Regions from separate parts of the Homo sapiens genome. Here region 2 is linked to region 1. Evidence: read pairs that join two places in POLR2A ChIA-PET (ENCODE). Cell type or tissue: endothelial cell of umbilical vein. All regions are shown on one strand. Links, peaks and the distances in the headings refer to the core of each region. The heading gives the core; the rest is flanking DNA.

The links. Peaks named below come from ENCODE experiments on the same cell type or tissue, not always from the same donor. Only the 100,000 strongest peaks of a DNase experiment are listed, where the experiment ranks them.
Region 2: POLR2A ChIA-PET joins it to region 1 with 10 read pairs; 4 of 35 experiments call an interaction of 5 or more read pairs at or near these places.

What each region holds. Positions count from the first base shown.
Region 1 is chr7:155,162,039-155,174,318 of GRCh38, forward strand. It overlaps LOC105375584 (a long non-coding RNA gene), which reads left to right and starts at 7,298. Exons shown (of 3, transcript XR_928222.1): 1 at 7,298-7,327; 2 at 8,252-8,353; 3 at 10,662-11,281. RefSeq lists enhancers at 5,639-6,140, 6,141-6,640. In endothelial cell of umbilical vein, for the core only: no CTCF peak of the experiment used is centred there; a DNase peak (open chromatin) is centred at 4,853.
Region 2 is chr7:154,976,724-154,989,003 of GRCh38, forward strand. PAXIP1 (PAX interacting protein 1) reads right to left here. Exons shown (of 21, transcript NM_007349.4): 5 at 6,496-6,609. Among named protein-coding and RNA genes, the nearest start is that of PAXIP1, 20 kb to the right of the region's middle. In endothelial cell of umbilical vein, for the core only: no CTCF peak of the experiment used is centred there; no DNase peak of the experiment used is centred there.

The sequences.
Region 1 (12,280 bases), core at 2,130-10,129:
TCTCCTTGGAGGCTCATGCATCGCCTTAACAAGAAGAGTGTTGTTCATATACATTTTCTTGATCAGCCCAGGATCCTCTAATGTTTTTTGAATGTCTAACATGTACCAGTTCAAAGGAAAAACTTCTAGCTTCAGAGAGAAAGATCAGAAAGAATTCAGAAGTTTTCTCTGAAAACAGGATTCTCAGTGTCCTCACCTTTTCAATGTCATACAACTTCAGACACACAGACACATGCACATATGCACACACAGATACACACACACACACACACACATCTTTGCTCAGAAAAATCGAACTCAGTTTATTTGAGATCCATCTACTTTGCTTGAACTACTAATGACTAATGCAAGGAACTCAGAATAGGCAGACAGTACCTCTAGCAAAGCCCTCTTGTAATGAAAGGGCAGCATTCTAAGACATACATGAAACAACACAGTCTAACTATCTAGTCATTCTCTGTATGAAGAACACTGACCACATGTTAAAACTGTTCCTATCCATTCCTGTTCTTCTTGGTTATTCAAATAACTTTGGCTTTAAGACTTTTTTTAAGTGACTTAACAACTTATTAGCTTATTTTCCTGAGGCTAACATGCTGAGCTTGCAAATACAATTTTAAAAGGAGCAATAATTGAATGATTGAATAGAATATTCCCTTCTGTTTTATATGGATTGCAAAGTTTTTGGTATTGAATAGTAGATTCAATAGTAAAAATTAAAAATTCAATATTCAAAAATTATATTTGAATATTCAAAACTATCAAATAGTTTTTAATAGTTTTGAATATTCAAATATAATTTTCTTCTGTGAATTAACTATATAAAGTGTTTTCTCTTTTCCAAAATAATGACCTGGTATTCCATATTCGCTTCCCTTCTGTGATGATTTCTGCAGAAGATGACAGATAATGGCCAAATTCTTACCAATGCTGGGGAGGAAGATATGACCCATGGACTGGTCTACCATTAGCTGTCATTGTGGGTTTTTAAAAAATTAACTAGAGATGAGGTCTTGCTATGTTGCCGAAGCTAGTCTAGAACTCCTGGCTGAAGCAATCTTCCCGCCTTGGTCTTCCAAAGCACTGAGATTACAGGCGGGAGGCACTTCCCCAGCCATTATCACTGTGGTTTTATTTTGCACTTTTATAAAGGTCCATCTTTGAGTTCTTTGCTTTACAGAACCTCTAGTCAGTGGGTTTTTTCCCCTCTTTAAAATAATACAGCTCTCTATTGTATCAACTGAAAGTTTCTTCAGCTCTAAAACTATGATTCTGTCACTAAAATGTATTTTTCTGTCCACATACTGACTTACTCAATCTCAAGTTACAAACTGTTTAATTTAACAGTTGTCAACAGGTGTATCAGCTCAGCCCTGTGACTGGTTCTGTAAAAGATTGTGCCCAAGTTAAACATGGGACTCAGCTCCTGTTAGTGAATTCGAGAACCTGGCAAACTCTTTCTCACTGAAGAACTGTGCAGTATTGAGCACTGTTTTAATCCGTGTAAATCTTCCTTCCTCGGGGCTTTTGGCATAATTGAACACCTGCACAAGGATTGTCAGTCAAGTCATGGGATGTGTAGGATGTACCATGTTTTTATTTACATGTTCCTATTTCCACTTGTGTGATCCTGAGCATAGAGAAATTCTAATCCGGCAGACTCTGGAGGAGGGAAGGAGGGCAGGAATGTTTACTGTGGAGCTGCTGTGAAGGCAGCATTGCACGTCTGTTGTTTCCACTAATTTCATCCTCATCACAGTGCTGTGAGCCAGCTTCTCCTTGTTTGTGTAGGAGGAAGCTGAGGTTCACAGAAGTCAAATAATGGGCCCAAGGTCACCCAGCTAGTAAGTAGCACAGCCAGAATGCAAACATAGGCCCACATCCCTGGCGCACGCCTTCCACCTCCACCAGAGCCAGGAGCCGTGAGTGAGGCCAGGTGCAGAGATTGGCACCTGCTCTCAGCGTCTGATACGAAGGAGAAGTTGACAGATCATATCCCTCCCTAGCGCCTCCTTCAATGATGGGTCTCCAATCCCCAGTTACCTCTATGTTAACACAATTCCAAAAATGTGACAATTCCAAGAAGGAAGTTCCAGTTCATCTTTAGAATGACTTCCTCATCTGTAAAGTGATAATCATACAGCAATATGATGATGCAAATCATGATAACCTGGCTGGTGTCTCTCTGAAGCTCTTGGGGGTGCCGGGCATTGTCCTGGCCAGGTTACCTCCAAGCCTTATAACAATAAAGACAAGGAAACAAAGACTCAGAGGTGTACAAGACCCCATGGCGAGTAAATGACAAAGCCGGGTGTATGAGTTACCTACTGCTGTGCAAGCCACCCCAACCTGTGAGGGAGAGAACAGCGGACGTGTTAGCTCTCAGCATTCGCCACCCAAGAATCTGGAGTAGCTTGGCGGGTGGTCCTGGCTCAGGGTCTCTCATGAGGCTCCTGACTCCTGGTTCAGGGTCAGCTCATTCAACTGGCTGAGGCTGAGGGCAAGTCTCAAATAATCGGCTTCTAACTTCCCTCTCCAAGGGGATGCCTCACTGCCTGGCCGCTGTCTTCCCTACCATACCTGGCAAGGAAGGATGGGCACAGGAGAGTGGCCTAGAGGCCAGCCCTGCCCAATACTGGATCTGGCATCCACCATCTATGCCTTATTTTCTTCATTAGAAGCTAGTAAGCAAGTCTGAGTCACACTCCAGGGAGGTGGTGTTACACCAGGTGTGCGTTCCAGGGTACAGGGGTGATTGGAGCTCCCAAGGCTCCCGTCATACCCGGCAACTGTAATTCTGTGATAAAAGGTTCCAGTCATTCCCAAAAAGCACCCTCCCCGCAGATGAGACGGAAAGTTTCATGTGTCAAATCTCTTGCAAAGTTATTGACTTACTTTTTTTCTTTAAAGATACTGACTTTTTCATCAAGAAACTGAATTTTAGATAAGTGAGGATATAAGTGCAGAGCCCTCTGGGGCTAAACGTTGCCTGAAAAGTTTTGAAAAATAGATGAGCCCCAGGAATGTGGAACACCTTTGGTCTCACTCTAACATAGCCCTAGAAAAACTGCAAACTGGTTCTGTCATGTCGGAATTGCTAGACAGTCAATGGTTTGCACCCTTCCATTTGAAAAAAGTGGCCAATGTAGACGCTTTGCGGCAGCATCAGTTCTGACCAAACCATCATCTGAGCAAATGCGCATTTTCTTCAGGCTCAGCCTTCCCGCTGGTGTCCACCAAAGGAAAATCCGCCCTGGCCAGTGAGTCCTTGTGTCAGGAGCTCTGGGGCCTGTGTTTCCCTTTGCCTAAAAGTAGGGGCTGGCAGCACGGAAGGCCTCCTCATGAGCTTTCTGGAGTGTTTTCTGAGCGCAGAGGAAATAAGCGAGGCAAAGGTTTGGCTAAGGGTTCACACCTGTCCTCTTCTAATCTCTCACCCACTTTCATCATTGTGTATGTAGTCGCCATCGTCTTCCAAAGTTGCTATAATAGGGGTCCTGTTTCATTCTTTTTATTTTGACTACGTTATCTAACAATTCTTTATACTTGTCTCAAAATACTCATTTTTTGGTGGGGGTGATACAGGAGGGGGGCAGGGAAGTGCTGGGTTGTGAAAGGCAGGGGTCCTGGTGAGGGCTCCACCTTCAGGCCTATGCCCACGGACCTAGGTGAAGACAGGCACTCCTGTTTTCACACCCAAATGTTGCATTTCCCAAGACTACCCTGGCCTGCCACACCACCCCCCCCCATCCTGTGCCTATAAAAACCCTGAGACCCTCGCGGGCACACACACAGTGGCTGGAGTCGAGGGGGAATCACCGGCAGAAGAACACACACACACACACACACACGCCGACGGGCCATCGATGGTGGAACAACACGGACACTGAGGGAACTTTGGCTGGGGGCAGTCGGAGGAGAGCCTGGCCTCTGAGTGGCCTGATTCCAGGGAAAGACCACCTTCCCACTCCATCCCCCTTCTGGCTCCCCAGGCATCTGCTGAGAGCTATCTCCACCATTCGGTAAAACCTTACACTCATTCTCCAAGCCCACGTGTGATCCAATTTTTCCAGTACACTAAGGAAAGAACCAGGGATACAGAAAGCCTCTGTCCTTGCGATAAGCCAGAGGGTCTAACTGAGCTGATTAACACAAGACACTTGCAGATGGCTAAGCTGAAAGTCAGACTGTGACACGCCCACTGGGGCTTAGGGAGCTGTAAACACTCAACCCTAGATGCTGCCCTGAGGTCGGAGCCCAGGCTCCCCACGACCTGCCCGTCTGCATGCTTCCCCTAGGGGTTTGAGCTGCGGGCACCGAAGACGGGAGCCATACACCTGTCACACGCCCTGCGAGGGGAATATGGGAACTTATCCAGTTTCAGGAGGAGGGAATGACTAGCTACCAAACAACCAAAGCCAATTTTCCTGTGAAAGGGACGCTGGGGCATCTGATTACTTTTGTTGCTATAAAGGCCTTGGAGGCTGGGCACAGTGTGGTGTGCTTATAGCCTGCACAACGTGGCAGGATCCTGTCTCTCTAAAAACAAGAGGGGGTGCTTTGGTGAGGATGGAAAATTCTGAATAGCTCTGCCTTGATGTCTTCTGCTGTCATTACAGCAAAAGTGGTCTGGGGTGTCACTCAAACAGAAAACTGTCTTGTTTGGGACTTGAGAAGATTTTTGGTGCCTTCACCACCAGAAAATGAGGAAGAAGGAGCAAATAAGGGAGGAACGCCAGGCACTGAGGGCCGAGGGCCTTCACGGCCTGCACTGTTCTGCCGAGCAGGGCTGTGCGCAGCTGAGTTGAGTCACGCTGCCTGCGTCCTGGGCTGTGCGCAGCTGAGTTGAATCACGCTGCCCGCGTCCTGGGCTGTTTACAGCTGAGTTGAGTCACGCTGCCTGCATCCTGCACGCGGCCCTGTGCTCTGCATGTTTGAGGTAGGCTGCTTTCTCCACACGCATGGACATCTTTCCTATGGGGTGAAGGCTAGGCTTACAAGCCCTGTCTTTTGGATGTGGACATGGATCCCTTGCACATGTGCCTTCCGTGGCATGAAGACTGTCAGCACCTGGCAGGACTGGAGCGACTAGTGAAACACCAGACACCAGCCCCTCAGCCAAGGTCTCGCCCAGCACCTCCTTCCGAACCCTGCCCTGCCCCGGAGGCTGCTGGCTCCAGTGCAGGCCTGACTGTCACGGGCACCTACAGCATAACCCTGCCAGTGACCTCGCAGCAGCTGCAGCACCAAGCTCTCCAGGCAGCGCCCTGGCGCAGGTGAAGCAGCCCAGGCCCGCGCTGCAAGGGAGCCACACTCCAGCCGGCGCATTGGCAGAGAGAGTGCTCTCCCAGGAGAGGATGAAGCGCTGCGTGGGCTCAGGGTTTCAAAAAGCCCACCCCAGGTTCACTCCCCCGAACCTTGCCCTGAAGAGCTCCCCAGACTCGGCGGTGCCAGATTCCCAGGGATAGATTTTGTTACTCAGTGCTAAGCTTCTGGACTCTTTATTTTTTCTTTTACAGTGGTCTACAGATATCCCCATAACATCCCTTTCTTATTAATTAATTCAAATAAAGATAAATAATAAACTGTGTGGCTCAGTGTGGTTAAATGTGTATGGCATTTAGAGGTTTTGATGTTGTCGTAGACAAATGCCGCTTCTCTCCCAAATTGTTTCCACCTCCACTCCAGGCCTTTCTTCACCCCATCTCCTCCCAGCCCCAGACCCACTCCTTGCCTGAGCTCCAGGGTCGATCGCCCTGTAGAGCAAGTCTGCCCGGGATGAAGCTGACACACGAGGCTCATGGCTCAGCCCGCGTGTCCTCACCTGCTGATGCAGCCCCAGGTGGCCTCCCCAGGGGTGCGAGCCACACATTAGCGTGAGTTCGTTTTGTATCAGCTGCAACCTAAAGAGTTTCAACCCATGACTCAGAAGGAAAATGCTCCGATAGACCACACAACCCAAACTTGTAGGAGACTTGCATCTGGATGTCATTGTCATTGGTATAGATGAAAGGACACGGCCCTGCCATTGAGAGTGGCCTCACATCCCCCTGTAGGCTCCCGGGATGTCCTGAGCTGCACTTCCTACTTCACCCTGTCCAAGGCTGGCCCGTCGTCCCCCAGCATCCAGGCTCACGAAGGACGGCGGTCCCCTGCCCCCTAGGAGGGAGTCAGCTCCTTGCAGCCACTGGAAGCCCACCCAGCGGCTCACCTGGACTCAGCCCCAGCCCCCAGCCCACATCTCAGCTGGGATTTCCCCTTCCTGCTTCCGAGGCTAGGAGGACCCTGGAAAGGACTCTCACCCTCCTGCTGCTGCATGTTCTGTGTCTGCTTTCCTCTTTCCAAGCCTTCCGTGGTCCCTGCCCCCTTGAAGGGCATATTCCAGTGAGCAAAATGGACATTAAATAGCCAACATTCTCTTTCTAAAGCACCAGCTGGCCCAGCAATACTCCCCGCCCCCGGCCCCCAACCCCGAGGTGGCCACTGCAGGTGTTTTCGTCACGTCCCAATGAGGAGAATTTTAACCAGGACATCAGATGGCTCCCAGTGGTCTTAGCCACTGTCTGGTTTTCTCTCTTCCTGCGCCCACGCTGATCTGGACTGACCTCCTCACTTGCCTGCCCCAAATCAGAAATGACTGCCCTGCTGGGCAGGGAGCTGTGATTTTCATTTTCTTGGGCAGTGACAGATGATGTTGCAGTTTCTGAGAAAATTAAGTCATCAACTCCTGGACGCCCCTGACATCATCAAAATGTCTGGGCTGGAGAGCCACAGGCCCTCAATTTATTATTGGAAATAATGGGGAAAAGACAAGCAATTACGTGTTGACATCGGGCTCTGCTGCTGTGAAGGGGTGGAGAGCTGTAATTCCTGCCCTTGGGTCGTATCAAGATTTGGAACCAGGTCCAATCTGAAATAACATAAACTAAAAGAATTGATTAGACCAGGTGTCATTTGGGGTGCATCTCTCTGAACTGCCCCTAAATCCCTGCAGGTTATAATCTAATGCACAGTGACTGCATCCATTTCCAGGGGCCTTGCAGGGTGGCGTGGAGCAGGTGATGGATGCCCCAAGCCTTGTCTGGACTTGCCCTCCCCAGCGAGACGCCTCTTGTTTCCCTGTCCTTTCTGCACTGCACATCATGAGGCCACCATCACCAGCACAGGTAGAAGCCCTCAATAATGAAGGCAGCTGATCACAGCCAGAGGTGCCCTTTAAACACCCAGAGGCATGTCACAGAGGAGGTGAAGGCTGAGTCTGTGAGGCGACAGGAGAGGTGGAGTTGCTGGGTGCCAGCTCCGGAGACCTGGGCAAGGCCAGTAGTGCCAGGTAACACAGACACCAGCAGCATCCAGGGCTGAGGTTCTGGGGGTCCGCCAGGGACTGGGACTGCTTCGGCTCAAAGGCAGCCAGGCAGGGGCCGGGAAAAAGGAGCAAGTGGTGCCCTGGGTTACTACAGACTTTGCCCACATGTCTGCAGGGGCAGGGACCCAGTGCACACCTCCCGGATGTCCAGGAGCAGACACAGAGTTCAGTGGATGGGCTCCTCCGACACCCTGAGCTGCTCAGGTGAAGGGAGGGTTTGTGTGCAGGTGAAGCAGGCCCCCGCCAACCTGACGCTTTGCCTCGAGTGTTTGCCTTCCCTCTCAAGGCTGTCTCAGGGCACTCTGTGTGCTCTGTGTGTGGGGCCTGGTCTGGCATCCAGGCACCCAGGACACCAGATCACATGGGGGACACGAGGAATCACATGGGGCTCTCTCCACAGATCCTCCATGTTCTCCTCCTTGCCCGGCTCCAGCAACCTCTGTCAGTCAGGGGCTGTTGCCCCTCCACCCATAAGAACCCCAGGACACACCTAGACGTCTCTGGGTCCCTACCCAGACTTTCCTGTTTACTTACTTATTTACGAGATACTGAACCCAATGTGTTGCCAGTCCCCATCCGTGGTCCTCGGGACGCAGTGGTGAGGAGGACAGGCTCCTTGCCCTGGTGGGACTTCCATCGGGTCCTGGGGAGTCAGACAAACAAGACAACAAAAAATGCAAACGTCAGTTACTTAGAGTGACTTAAAAGTAAAGTGAAAGTGGTGGGGAGTGAGAGAATTGCATGTTACTGTAGAGTACGTGATAGGAGACGTTCACTTTGTATTGATTTTAGGGGCAAAGAACTTCTATTTATGTGCATATTGTGTTTATTGCATATATGCCAATTTATAAGACATAGATATCTATGTGTTTCTGTTTGTTTAAGCAGGAAATAATAAACACAAGAAATGGCGAGTCACTCCCAGAAAAAGGTAAATAAATGCCAAGGAGAGGAGACGGATCAGCCCTGGCCGTCACATGAAATAACCAGGTAAGAGAAGATCCTTGAGGTGCCCCAAGTGGTGACTTCACCAAGTGTCCCAAAGAGGAAAGCCAGCGTCGCTTCCAAGGTGACAGCATTAGATATCCCTGGTAGCCATTACATAATATGTAAATTTCCCCTAAATGCTGAGATAGCAAAACAACAGCGCAGTGGTCAAGTCACGTCAGATACTTTTTTAAAAAGAGAAAAATTGAGCAATGCGTTCTTGAAAAAAACACCAAGTCTCAAAAATTAATACATAAATAAAGTGAAACTTTAAAAGATTCAAGACAGGCTAGGCACAGTGGCTCACACCTGTAATCCCAGCCCTTTTGGAGGCCAAGGCGGGTGGATCATGAGGTCAGGAGATCGAGACCATCCTGGCTAACACGGTGAAACCCCGTCTCCGCTAAAAATACAAAAAATTAGCCGGGCATGGTGGCGGGCACCTGTAGTCCCAGCTACTTGGGAGGCTGAGGCAGGAGAATGGTGTGAACCCAGGAGGCGGAGCTTGCAGTGAGCCGAGATCACACCACTGCTCTCCAGAGCCTGGGCAACAGAGCGGGACTCCATCTCAAAAAAAAAAAAAAAAGAAAGAAAAGAAAAAAAGAAAAAGAAAAAAAGGAGAGAGAGAAAAAGGATTCAAGACATAGCAAGCAACATTTGAGTATAGGCAAGAAGTCAGCCAGCTGACTGAGCAACCAGGTCCCACCTGGCCCCAGCCTAGAACTCACACACCAACAACTCAGCTAACAAAGGCAGCTTTCCTGAAATTCTGTTCGTGTTCTGTAGAATTTGGAAAGAGTCATAAAATCATGGGATGTGTAAAAATAGAACCTGATAGAACTCCTAAAATCCCAGGAGGGCCTCAGTAATTGGATCTCCAGGTCAAGGTAAGAAGGAATAAGGACAAAGAAACAAAATGCTTACATTTTTGCCATCACTTTTGCTGTGGGATGCAAGTGTGTTTCGCAAGCATTTTCCTGTAATGTGGGCTTTGTCGGACACCACACAAACTTGGAGCCTGGGGGAGCCCTGAGCAGCTTTAGCAAGCTTGTCCTCCCATAAAGGGTCAGAAAGAAAGTGTTTATGGTTTTGCACAACTCCTCGGCGGTCATCACTATTCAGTTGTGCTGTGGTGGTGCGATAGCACATGCTCAAGTGGTGTGATTCCGTTCCAATAAGACTTCACAACAAACAGAGGAAGGCACCAAACAGAAGGGAAGGGCTCCAGGGAGGGGACATGGCCGCCTGTCTGCAGATAGGCCGGGTCAAGCCTGGGTGGACCTTCACAGCAGTGGTCACAGGAGTGACGTTGGCTGCTGCAGGTGGGAGAGGGTAGTGTGGCCAAGTCCAGCCCTTAGGCTTGTAAGGGACCACAGAGGGTCCTGGGAGGGACAACTGACATGTTGGGAAATTGTACCTGGGAACTGGAAATCCAGTCTCTGTGATTCTCTGGCAGTCTGGGCACTGTCACACAAGAGCACTGGTGAGCAGATGTTCTTTACTGGGCACCGGCGCCCTTCAGGAGTGTCCCAGAGAAACCGCAGAAACCCACAAGGATGCCCACAACCAAAAGACGATTCAACACTCACCTTTACAGAGGGGGAAGTGAGTTCACACTGCCACTCTCTGCACCCCGTTTTCCTTATGTGCCACAGAGAATAAACCAAACTCACTCTGTCTACTCCCCCGCCTGAGGTTGGAAGTTAGATCAAGAGGTTCCACCCCTGAGCCCACACTTGTCCTGCGAAGATCTCGATACCTCTCTCACGGCCAGTGCCTCTGCCTCCTGTGCAGACATGTGGGCCCAGCCACAACACAGACTGACTCCACTCCTCCTAGGACACCAGACTGCACTGAGACGGTTGCTACCTCCTTCCTGCCTTCCTCTACTTGAGTCCCAGAGACCTTGGCTGCCCTCCCTGCTCTCCCAATAGAGCTCCTTCCTCTCTGTTAAGCTTGGCTCCTGGTCTCCCCTCCACTGGCCTCTTAACCAAACACAACACTCAGCAGTAGCTCAGCCCTGCCCTGAGCCTGGCTGGAAATGTGAGGGGAGAAGAAGCCAGTGCATTCGGGGCCCTATAGAGACATCAAGGCTGACAACCAGAAATTCCTGTTGAGGTGGGCACAGAAATTTACACTTACGGTCAAGGATAGGTCAGTCCAGGGTACCCTTACTGAGACGAGTCCTGTTGAAAGAATCAGATGTTGAAGGAAATAGAGAATGTAGAAAGATAAAATAACTTCTAGACAATAGTTTCACACAAAATCAGTGTATCTTTGTACTGACTTTTCAAATTATTTTCCCACCCAGGACAGCACAGAAGAAAGAGCACGCATTTTTGAGGCAGACAGACCTGATTTAAAATCTAGATTTGGCCACCAACTTGCTGTGTAGCCTTTAGACAAGTTTCTTAAACCTCCACACATCTGCTTCCCCTGGCTCAGTGAAATGAGAGTATCAATGGTATTTGCTTCATGCCTGTTTTGAGATCCGCAAGGTCTCATCCCTGAGAAGCAAGCACCAAGAGTGTTCTGGTGAACGCGTTGTCATCACCGCTGCAGCCACCAGCTCTCAAGCCAGCCCTGGATCTCCTTGTCCCGGGAACTGCTCCCCCTCTGAATCTGAGCAGCGGCTTCCGAGGCTCTGACCCCTCTCTCTGCTGCCTGCCTGCTGGCCCTAGGGCCTCAAGCCGCGATTCCTCAACCCTGCTGAGACCAGCAAGCCATTGATCCACACTGCCTTCTCACTCGCCATCAACCAGCTCATGTCTCAAGATTCTTATTAATTTGAATGAAATTTCCAGTATTCAACCATTTTGATCTACACAATGGCTATTTGATAAGGCTCAAACCAATCATAAAAATACAGCAATTTGTCGTAGTGGCTCACGCCTGGAATCCCAGCACTTTGGGAGGCCGAAGCAGGTGGATCATGAGGTCAGGAGATCGAGACCATCCTGGCTAACACGGTGAAACTCTGTCTCCGCTAAAAATACAAAAAATTAGCCGGGCATGGTGGCGGGCACCTGTAGTCCCAGCTACTCGGGAGGCTGAGGCAGGAGAATGGCGTGAACGTGGAAGGCAGAGCTTGCAGTGAGCCAAGATCGCGCCATTGCACTCCAGCCTGGGTGACAGAGTGAGACTCTATCTCAAAAAAAAAAAAAAAAAAAAAAAAAAACAGCAATTTTTCCGAGTAAGTGCATCCCAGACTCTTGGATTCCCAGCTCGAGAGTCCCAGAAGGTGCACTTTGAAGGCATGAAAGGTGCAGGCATGATGAAGTTGTCGTCTTAGCACCTGCAGCTGCCGGGTCTGCACAGCAGGAAGAAGGCAGGCCAGCCCTTGCAGGTGGGGCCAATCTCCTCCTAGACTGATGAGAACTTAACAAAGGTTTTCTGTGTCTTGGCGACCCCAGACACATCAACATAGAGTAAAGAGAGGGCTGGACTAAAGGTTTGTGAGCCTGGGTTCCTAATCCTAATTCTGTCACAATCCTAATTAGCCCCATGATTCTAGAGGCCTCTAAACTGATATTGTCTCTGTTTTCCTTTTTTGGAACGTTGTGTTTTGCCAACCGCACACTGCCAGTCCATGGCGCTTTCTCCACCACACCTTTCTGGGAACCTCCATGCCCCATCCCCCAGAGTGCCAGGTGTCCCCTCTGCTTTGCTTCTGTGATTTGTGAAAACCGACTTCTTAGCACCCCTTCCCGAGAAGAAAACGAACCTGCGCAGGAGGTGACGTCACCATCTGGCCCAAGCTGCTGGAGCCAGCAGATGGAAAAATGAAAAATAGAACCAAACTCCAGGGAGGCAGTGGGGGGGAGATGCTGACCCTCCTGGGGCCCAGGGCCTTCAAATTGTTAATCAGCAGGTTGGAGACAGCCTGGTTCCCATCCTAGATCTACCGCTTACTCTCTGGGTGACCTTGAG
Region 2 (12,280 bases), core at 234-8,233, 190 kb before region 1:
AGTAACAGCGTGGCAGAGTGCCGCCAATGCATCACGTACACTCATGGAGCATGGCTGACTTGGCTGACTTGCATAGGACAGCTCTATTCAAGATCCAGTATTTATGGAGCTCATGCTATATGCCAAGCAGCACTAAGGGATGGAGACACAAAGGATGCAACAAGTCTCTGACCTAACAAGGCTCACAATTTGGTTCTAAAGAGATATTAAATACGGAATGCAAATACAATATAAAACCACTGCTGAATGATGCAGTAACAGACTGGAAGGGAATCTCATCAACATAAGCTGGAGGGCAGGAGGAAAGCCCCGTTGAAAGGTGAGCTTTGGCTGGGGCACAAATGATGACAATTTGCACAGTTAGAATGAAAGCAGAAAATACAGCCCACTGGAAAAGATGTGTCCGGAGTAGTATGTTCGGCAAGCTAACAGAGACCTCTCCTGTGGTAAAGGGTGTAGAATGTGGAAGGCACAGGGGAGGGAATAACAAAGAAAGAGGAAATAAATAAAAAATGTTAAATAAGAGTAATATGACAATAAAGTAACCTTAAAATAAATGAGTTGTAAATTTGGCTGTGCTCCTAAAAGCTTAACACATAACAGCAATTCTCTAGCAAACACATAATCAGGGCCCTAAACTAAACTCCGTGTCCTGTTGCAGAGCCCCAAGGTGGCATTTGCAATTTCTGGGTGGAATAAGAGTCACACGCAATAGGGATGCGGGGCAGCAGCACAGAGAGGACAGCTGTTGGTCATTCGGTCCTGGCAGCGAACGCCAGGCATTGCCCATCTGGGAGATCCTTGCAAATAGTGAGCTCTGCACACAGCTCAGTGACTTAACTTGTGTTTGTGAGTTTGTTCTTTCTCAAACCTTTTTAAAATATAAGAAAAACCTAGTCATGGGAGACACCCATGAATAAGAAGCTAAGCAAAGGAAAATGAATGTAATCATAATCACACTGACTAGAAAGGACCACGATTAACATTTTTAGGGTATAGTTTAAATTTATTTTTGTTATAAATATATATGTACATATATTAAAAGGGCAAAGGGAAAAAACATATAGTCATAGTGAACAAATACTTTATAATGTTCCTTTTTCACTTAATATATTGTGAACAACCTCTTCCTATGAAAACATGTATACTTTTATGCTTTTGTTTTTAACTTTTTAATGTACATTTTCGAACACAGACCAAACTTTTTAATGTACATTTTCGAACGCAGACCAAACTTTTTAATGTACATTTTCGAACGCAGACCAAATTAGAGACTAGTGGAATAAATCCCTTGTATCTGTCACCCAGCTTTAATAACTGGCAATCTTTTACAAATCTTGCTTCTCCTGAACTTTGTTTACGGATCTCAAATTGATAAAGACTTTCTAAACCACCATAATTATCATAGCAGCACAATGAACTATGATTCACCTCATCCTCAGGCCCTATTCAGATCTCCCCAGTAGTCTCAAAGGCTTTTACAGTTTCCTCTTCGGTTGCACAGCTGTGTACCTTAGTTCATCCCCCAGTGTTAGCCACGTGGTTGTTTCCAGTGTTTCACTACTATGAAAAACTGCAGTTATATTTTATGACAAATTCCTAGGTTTTGGTGTTGAGGTTTGAAAAGGAATAGATTTAAGGCTTCATATCTCTAACTACACTTCCCTTCCCAAAAAGGCTATTCCAATTACACTTCCAACAGCTATGTAAGAGTACATCAATTTACCTATACCCTCGACAATAAAATGTCTTATTCTTTACCCTAAAAAATCATGCTGTTCTTAAATATTTAAAAGCATAAAATGTTATATAGCTCTCCCCAGATGATAAATTTCTACTAGAGATTTTCAATTTCTGGACTACCCATTCCAGAAAAACCCAAGTTATTTTAGGAAAATATGAAGTCCAGGTACACAGCAGAATATTTATGAACCAATTAATACAAAAATATCATCTGCTTGAATAACATATGACTATATGTAATATGGTTTACATATGATTTTTCCAAGTTAAAAAGATATCTGTTGAAATAGTAAAATATGAAAAAAAGTTATTTTTAATTGTTTTAACAAATACCAAAAAACAAAACAAAACTACTGCCATGAAGAGGAGTCACTGAAAATTTTGGATATGAAAAAGATAATTTCACACTTAAAAGGCTGGGATCCAGTAGGCTCTTGAGTTCCTAGTTTGTATAGAATGCTGGCATTTCACATTTCAGAAATAACTTGACTATTTCCTGTGGAAATCTAAGTAAAACACTTAGGTAAACAGCCTTACTATATTTCACTCAAGTTTTCTCTCGCTTTTCACAAGATAGGTAGTTTTTAATCACTGAAAGACAGTAACTGTTTAAACAAAGATGATTTAAGAGGAAAGCAATGTTTAGATGCCTTTGCCTGACCCAATTTATCAGCTAAATTATTCTAAATTTTGTATCCTCAAAACTTCTAACTCACTAAGGGCTAAGGACCTCAAGGGTCAACCATGTCCCCTCTCCCCAACAACTAATAACCATACCCCGTTTCTGTTGGTTTTAAGTTATAAATTCTTTCATTCTTCTTAATTTGAAACTTTTAAACTTCAAGAGTATAAAAGGTAGTTTTATTAGGCCATTTGCACAAGCTTTTGCTATGTGCTCATTAAAGAAAACAAAAACATTTACTTTAAAAAGAAATGTTATTTTTGTGTACAGTCAGCTGGTCTCTAGCACTCATAAAACTTACAAATTAGAAGAAACTATTTAAATTCACCACTATTAGGTTTACAAATTTATGTCTGAATAGATTATAAAATACAATAATTTAAAGGAATGATAAAAATTAAGTCTTTTTAAAGGGATTTAATTTTTCAAATATTTGTGGTTATTGAGTTACATAAGCCACAAACATAACATAATCGTGAATCAAGAACATAATTATATTATGTTAATTATAATGTAAATAATAATTAATATAATTAATATAACCATTTTGGTTTTATAAATAGACTATGCCAGAATATATGGTTCCTTCAGTTCATTTTATAGACTGGTGCTTCTCAGCCTTCAAGGGGTGAGTTAGAAAGAACCAGGGAAGAGGCGAGGTGAGGCAGGGAACACCACGCCATAGAAGGGTGCATGGCCTACCAGGATCCAACAGGAATGAAACACTATTGCCTTAAAGACAACAGACAGACATGAGCATGAAGTCCAACTGTCAATTTCTGATCCTGTGATCTTGGCTGAAACTAACGCAGTGACACTAAAGAAGAGCTGTTACCACTCCCCGAAATTTTGGAAATTTGTGAGAGCCTATTGTATTTGTCACAAAAGCTGGCTGGAAGGAAATGGTTGAGGGAATGCTAAGTCCTAGAATGATCAAGACAATGCTGCATAGTCGAGGAATTACCCTACAAACATTCTGGTAACGTACCATCAGTCATATTAAAAAATATCTGGAGGTATGTACTTAATTTTCCAGAAAAATAAAAATAAAAATAAAAGGAATTATTTCTAGCTTATTCAAAAATTTACAAGTTAGTCAGTTTTTTTTTTAATTGAATTTTATTGGAAACTGTCACTAATGGCAATGATCACTTACCCTTTATGTCATCATTACAACAGATATACAACATTAATCTTTTTTTCGCAGCCGCTATATTGATGACTGTAATATATAAAAATATATGCTTATATATGTTATACATATACAAATATCTTTTATTTTTTGAAGCAGGGTCTCACTTTGTTGCCCAGGCTGGAGTGCAGTGGCACAATCATGGCTCAGTGCAGCCTCAACCTCCCAGGCTCAAGCAATCCTTCCGTCTCAGCTTCCCAAGTAGCTAGGACCACAGGCGTGAGTCACCACATCCAGCTAATTTTTTATTTTTTGTAAAGATGGGGTCTCACTTTGTTGCCCAGGCTGGTCTCAAACTTCTGGGCTCAAGAGACCTCCCACCTTGGCCTCCCAAAGTGCTGGGATTTACAGGCGTGAGCCACCACTTCTGGCCCATGTAATATCTTACTACTTCATTGTCTTCTAGGGTAGTTATGCTTGAGCATTAAAAAATCCTGGATGTTTTTCATTATTAATTGCTCTCTTTCTCTTTCTTTACATGTGGGCATTATGCCTTCTTAAAAATTAAGGGCTGGGAGTGGTTCTCACGTCTGTTATCCCAGCACTTAGAGGTTGAGGTGGGCAGATCACTGGAGGTCAGGAGTTCGAGACCAGCCTGGCCAACATTTGGTTTCTACTAAAAATACAAAAATTAGTCAGGTGTGGTGGCACGAGCCTGTAATCCCAGCTACTTGGGAGGCTGAGGCAGGAGAATTGTGTGAACCCGGGAGATGGAGGATGCAGTGAGCTGAGATCGCACCAGTGCACCCCAGCCTGGGCGACAGAGTGAGACTCTGTCTCAAGAAAAAAAAAAATTACTTAGGAATGGTAATGTGTACAGAACGGGGTTAGAGAAAGGAGTGGTGGGTGTCTGTGTTTCAGTTTCTTCAAGGGGACAGCAGGACTTCCTTCACTGTACGCCGCAAGCAGCACTGTACTGGCACTTAGTAAGTGCTCACTAATGGCTGCGTATTAGTGTTATTTTTATTACTGGCAGATACAAAATCTGCTTTTAACAAATATTTACCATTGCAGAAGAAACACAGTAAGCATTAAAATAGTAGTTCATTTTTCCCTATGTTGAATTAGTTCATGTAAAACTGGGAAATTAAAATTGGAAAAGCAAAAAAAGAGTTATCTTTCTTTTCCAGTCCATAAATGAAATCAAGAATGAAGAACAAATACATTACATAAGACAATATTATAATTCCACCATTGACTTAGATAAGATAATCTCTATATACATGCATAATACATTATATATATCACGTTTAGTATCAACTTTTAAAATATATGGAGTATTTGCTTTATCTAAATGTAATTATAGTAGCATATTTGTTGTCTTATTCACAAGCATGTTTTAGCCAAAGAAAAATGATTTAAGTGCCTCTTTGTTGGGATAAATAAAGCTCAATTAAAGTATTTATATATAGACCTTATGACTTAGATTTGTTTTTCCTTCCAAATAAAAATTTTAAAAGATTCCATTTTTAGCTATACACTTAAAAAATTAGTCTAAAGTCAATAAATACTTTAAAATATATACTCTATCCTAAAGCCCAAAGAATTACTAAGGATTTCTCATCAAAATATTTTGGAAGGGGAAAAAACGCTAAATTAAGGCACTAGAATTAAAACGTCAAATCACAATTCAAAACCGCTTTGACAAACCCACTCTGTTCACACAGTGCCTCTTAAATTGTCATTCTAAATCAGTGAAAAAAGCTAAAGGTTTCATTTCCCCTTCAAATTAACTATGTAAAAATCAAATACATTTTTGCTATAAATCAACATTAATGTAAAAAGAACCCACTATTTTAACCAAAGCATACTGTTTATTACTTAAACTGTCATGGAAAATATGTTTTTTACTTAAATTTTAGAAGTCACATGATAAATTTTATATAATGCTTTCTATAGAACAGTGGTTCTGAAACTTTAGTATGCATCAGAATCACCCACCAGAGGACTTGATCACACACTGACTGTTGGGCTCATCTGATTAGGTCTGGGAAGAGGCTGGACAGACTGCATTTCTTTTTGTTTTTTTGAGACAGAGTCTCACTCGGTCATCCAGACTGGAGTGCAGTGGTGTGATCTCAGCTCACTGCAACTCCACCTCCTGTGTTCAAGCGATTCTCCTGCCTCAGCCTCCTGAGTAGCTGGGATTACAAGCACATGCCACCATGCCTGGCTAATTTTTGTATTTTTAGTAGAGACAGGGTTTCTCCATGTTGGTCAGGCTGGTCTCGAACTCCTGACCTCAACTGATCCACCCACATCGGCCTCCCAAAGTGCTGGGATTACAGGCATGAGCCACTGCGCCTGGCCAACAGGCTGCATTTCTAACAAGTCCCCAAGGGGGGCAGATGCTGCTGATCCAGGGGTCTTACTTGTGGAAACAAAATCCATACAGCCACACCACTGCTCAAGGATGAGAGCCCTATGCTTATCAAGACAAAAGTCATTTTCATATATTCCAGATTATGAAGAAGAAAATATATAGAAAATTTCACCACACACGTTTATAATTATACCTGATACAAGGTTCTTAAAAAAAAATGGTGACGGGAACTAAAAATACATTTTTTTAACAAATAAAAATGAACCAAAGTTTTACTGGATTTGAAAGGAAATTCTACAGATTAATAAAATTTTCCTGTTTTCCGCATAAAATGAAGCAAAATTTCATAGTATTTAGAAGTTATATTTGGCTTACAATTTACAATCATCTCACATCGTTTGTGGAATGAAGCTGGATATAAATAATATAAACCAATATAATCAGCTTTTGTAAATGAAATATAATAACTAATTTAAAAGAAGCTCAAAAAAGACATGTGATTACTAGAAATTCTTAAATGACATACAAAAAGAAGGTGGCACAAGAAACGCTTACCCCCTTTGGCTCTGGAACAATCAAATGCGTGCATTTCTTATTGAGGGTTAGCTGGCAATCTCCCCCATAGAACGTAACCAAAGCCCACAGGGCACTTCTGTCTTCAGATGACACCTGACAGAAAGTTAGAAAGAAGGCTTTTACCATACATTTCAATCTGTGCATGGCTATATTTTCACTTTAGTAATATACTGCAACAATTCTGTTTCTCCCTTAATAAAATTAACCTAAGAATATTTGTAGAAAAAATAGAGAAGCTTTTAGCTATCTGCTTATTATAACAAAAACTTCACTCCTATCATAATAGTTTTACATATATGAATTACTTATTTTTGCCTTGTCACCAAATGAATTTAAAAATATTTATATCCACATTCCAAAAAGTGAAATGGAGGATTATTTCAGTCTATAACAAAAATAGTCAGGGGAAAAAAAGCAGGAAGAACTAGTATGCCATTCCAGTTTCCATTTGTGTCACTTTTGAAAATGTTTAAATACAACAGCAATATCAAAATCGTATTTTAGGAATGCCTTTATGCTAATGGATAACAAATACTAATTATGAAATGAATAAAATAAAAATAAAGATAAAAATATGGTGGCTTGTAAGTTCAGGGGAAAATGTAAATATTACTTAACACAGGAAAGAAAGAAGGCAAGCATAAAAGGAATAATTCTTATGCTTGCTCAGTGATGAAGTAACGACTCCAGATACAATGGCTTATGCAGTCAAACAGGCTTTCACTGTAACAATAGAAACAGCTACCATTTATTGCCTGCCTACTATGTGCCAGGAACTGTGCCAAGTGCTTTATCTATACAGCTAACCCTTCCAACCGCCATGTGAAACAGGAATCATCCACCCCATTTTAAACATAAGGAAACACACTAAATTACACCTAATAATTGGAAAAGCTGACTTTTAAAACCCAGGTCTGTCTACACCCAGGTCTAACTCCAAACTGGACTTTCCACTGTTCTACAGTGCTTCTCTAAGGGCAGTTACTGCTGGGAAAGTCAAAAATAATTTCTAAAAAAAATGAAATTTTAGAGTCTGAAAAGCAAAAGAACATTTAAGAAAAATAAAAATATAAGCATTAATTCTAAGATAATCATTTAACCGAGTAAATTTTTTCTGGATAAATTTATTGTAAGTTGAGGATTATAGTTGTTGAAGAATCCTGAACTTTGTCTCGTTAATTTTTTAAAAGTATTGATAATAGCATGTTAATCTCTTTTTAACTGCCAGTATGCAGCTTGCCAATAATCTAGCATTGTTCATCTACTCTCATCCATTTTACAAACATTTCTAGAAATTATTCTGTATTACACACTATTCTATGAATATTAACAAGAACATGTTAGCTTTCTAAAAAACACTTTTCAAATCATTATTTTATAACTTGTTAATTTAGTAAGTCAATGTCACATTTCAGAAGACTGGACCAGGTTATTTTTATTAGAGGCTTTCACAAAAACATTTATATCCTGCAGCATTGGAGAGTTGAGATTTAATTATATGATAATACAGATTAATCCAATGAGTCATTATCTAATCTTTATTAAAAATGAAATTAAAAAACAATCTAGATATGCCTTTATTACCAAGATTTGCCTATCTGTTCAGTTAAGTATTATTTTATTTTACTGACTGCAGTAAATCTAGTCCTATACCCTATTTGGCCTGTGTCACAGGCGTAGACCTCAACAGGGTGCAGGAGATTGCTGTGGAAAGAACATCAGCTAGGGAGGAATGGAGGAGACCTGGCATTAATACGACGCCTCCAATAACTCGCTTATGTCAACTTGGAAAACTTCCATGACCCAGATTCTTCACTGATGTACGTTTGGATTAAATGACTTTGAACATCCATACCAGCTCATTTAATGAATCTCCACCAGCGTAATTAAGAATGCTCTTTCCACACCAAAATGTTAACAATAGTTACTTAGTGGTGATAGGATTATGGGGACATTTTTATTTTCATTTTTATACTTTTCTGTATTTTCCAAATTTTCAAAAGCATTAATTTTATAATTGGGGAAAAGTGCTTTTCTTTTTTAAAAACCATCTTTCCAAAATACCAATGTTATCATGTTGGCTAATAATGTCTCCTCAGTGCTGCAAGGCTAAAATCCAAAGGCTCCCCCATAGTGTCCAGGCCCTTCCTGTCTGGCTGCTCCTAACCACCTCCTCCTGCCCATGAGCACTGCCCCCACGTGCACCTGCCGTCCTCACCACGTTCTGCTTTCCTGTGCCCCGCTGCGCCCACCCTCCGACCTCCTCCTCTAAGACTCAGCTCAGGTGGCATTACCACTGTACTCCCACAGCAAGCTGGACAGAAATCTAAATACTTCTCACACTCTACAACTATCTGCTTGCTTATCTGTCCTCCCAGCTATACTCCAAAGCAACCAGGAGCAGAGGACTAGAATTTCAAGTCTGTGCCCCCAGGAATAAAAGCTTTCCTTTAAACCAATCAGGAACACTCTCCCTTTTCCTTCTTCAGGCCTCACCACCCCCAATAAGACACTCCTTGATTCTAGCTTACAGGATTTTCTCCTTGTCCAGTCTTGACTATGAACTCTAACACTCCTTCTTAAAGAGTCTTACATGATGTCCTAAACTTCTCTGAGATCTTTCACAGCACCTAGTACAGTGCAAGGCACATGGGTAGGCAGTCAAGAAATACTGTTGATTGAGATACAGAATGGAAAGGACTTTTTAGTCTTCTAGATTCAAATCATGACCTAGCCAGGCTCTCCATTACACTCTTGACCTATTCCCCAAAACCTACCCAGCACATTACAACAGAGGCCTCAGCCTGCATCAATACCGGGTCAGAAGAAGGCAGATGATCTCTGTGCTTCCCAACTTCTGCTGGACAAGCTCCCTTCCCTACCTCTCCCTGGGAGAGCTCTGGAAGACTCCAACAAAGAGCTCCAGCTTGTATCAACACCCTGACGGGGAAAAGACAGAAGGTCACTGAGAACCACCAAGAAACAGTCCTTTTGTAAAGCTGGGGTCCTGCCTGGCGTGTGCATGTGAGTGTGTGTGCGCATGGGTGCTCCAGTGTGCAGAAAAGGTGCAGATCCCTCTGACAGTCTCCAATCAGTTAGGACTAACCACTGTGAGCACTCCCTCCTGCTTCTGTACCTGGTGCCCACTTTCATTTTTGCATATGTTGCAACATACCGTATTTGCCCAAGGCCTGACCCCTCCTAGACTGTATGTTTACTGAGAGAGAAATCGCATCTTAATTAATTTGTACCCCTCTGCATTGCTCCTGTCACAAAGGAAGTACCCATCAAGGATTTGTTGGACCAAAGTCCCTTAGCTGCACACTGTACATATGTTGTTAATGTATCTTACAACCAAAATAACATTTTTTAGCAACCACAAAATATTAGTGCTCCCAATGCACTTTTCTTAAACTACAATTTCCAGGGTTTCTTCATAGAAGTGACTATTAAAGTCTTCCCCATCCCTATTTGAACAATCTTTCTCAACTTAAAAGAAATGCTTTTATTTTACCCCATGACACACTGGGGATTCCAATTCATCACGCTAAGTGATGAACTGCGGGAAGTACAGTAAGTGACCCACAAAGATCATGCTATTTCTGGATTCTGATTTTTCTTATCCACTGAATTTGCTAAAAGGATATAAAATACTATCAAAGAGCTTGCTAAGAAATTAACCTTTTGGCCATCATTGACCCAGCCACTCCCCTTGGTAAGTTTAGCACCAAGGTAAAATTGGACCTTTCACCTGACAGTGGGTGAGCAGAGCCCCTTCCCAGAACACACAATCAAATGACACTATTCCACTGCAAAGAATCAAGATATTCACCTTCTCTGAGCAGTCTGCTCACCTAGTTGTTTCTTTATGGATATCCATCCTCCTATCCCCACAGGGACTACACTGGTGACTTCTCAGCTGAGAATCCAAGATCTACTTAGACCCCTTAGCCTGTGTGATGCTCACTGAGCCAGCTGATACTCCTGTATCACTTTCTATCATCCTTTTCCTCCTCTTCCTGGGTCACAGAATAGGACTCAGGATACACACAAACCTATGTACAACTATCTTCTACCAATTTATGCTCTAAATCTTTACCTGGGTTGTTGTTATTTCCCAGCAATGAAAATAAAAATGATTAAGTGTGACTTTACCTTGGTTTCTAAAAATAACGTCCTCCTCCTCCAGTATCATCTCTGTTTTCAAGCTCCTTCTTTTTTTCCTCCCCAAATCTCTCTACCAATGCGTGCTATCCAAGGCTCTACTCCCAGTTATCTGCTCCTCTCTCTATCATGCTCTGCAGGAATCTCCTTCATGCCACAGCAGCTCCAAGTTCCTACACTTCCATACCTTATCAACAGCCCAGAGTGTGTTTCAAACCAGTGTCACCATCTCCCCTCGCCAATCAGGCTCCTCCCTATTTCCCAGCTCCTTCAGCGGTGCTGCCACTTTCCTGTGCTCCTCGACTGAAACAATGACATAATCTTTGGCATCCACCATGGGATCTGGCACAGGGAGGTATACAGTGAGTGCTGGCTTCTCACTCTTTGCACCACAGCATCCCATGTCCCCAATACCTGCTGAGTCCCATCTGTTGCTAAGTCCCATGTTGTATCTGCTACCCTGAATCCCATCTCCATTTGTCAAAACTCCAGCCTCTGTCCTGCCCTGCAAGTCATCCTCAGAGCTCCTGGACCAGTTTTACCTGCAATGATCACAAGTGATTCTAATTTTGTTTGACTTTTGGTTTCCCAAATTTTCTGAGGTAAGTATTTGTAATCCAAAATCAATGAGAAAAAAAGGGTGATGAAGCATCCTGCTACCTACTTTACCCAGTTCAAACTCATATACCTTGGTTTCCCATCGTCTCTATCCATCTACCTGCCTGACCATTTTTTCTTCTACGTGCAAATGCACACCCTTGGTTGACACCAGTCTCCTCTTATCTAGCCTCTGTGTACTCCTGACTTCTCCTTCCACCTTGCTCTATGCAGAATGCCCTCCTCCCTTCCCATTTCCTCCAATTCTGTCCATTCTTTCAGGGCCACTCACACCTTACATCCACTCTGTCAAGGCTTCCCTCGCCTCGCAATCCAGACCAATGCCATCCTTCCTAAGCTCATAGAATCATACCTGTGGCCCCTGAGTGGTCATATATGTATCATGTATGTATGTCTACACTATAACCTAATTTATTACATGTATAATATAACAATTTGTTACAAATATAAACTCTGTTAAACATAACTATTAGTTCTTTGGAAGACTAATAATATTCTTTTGTGCTAAACTCATAGTTAATATTTAACAATATCTAATTACCTCATTTGAAACCCTATAATCATCTTATACTCACATACTTTTGATTTTCTTATTTATTTCACCAAATCAAGTCTTCAAAATCCCATGTCACTGTGACCTTCATCTCTGAAAAATGCCCATAGGACTCCCTGTCCCTGTCCCAAACTCAGCGTGGCCCTTCGTCCTCTCTCCCTTTCTCATTCAATTGGAATCATTTCTGGATAGTCGGCTCTGAGTCTCTGAAACCCAGAAATCCAACCAGTGCAAATAAAATTAAATGAAAAATTCACATTTTAGCCAAAGTACATTGTGTTTATACATAAGTAGTAATGCTTTCATTTTTAAAACTTTTCTGATAAGTTGATTGTAAATTTGGAACATACAGAGAAGTAGAGGAAAACAATAAAAATTACATGTAACCATAGCACCCAGCATTTCTTTTCTCATTTTAGCCAACTTTAA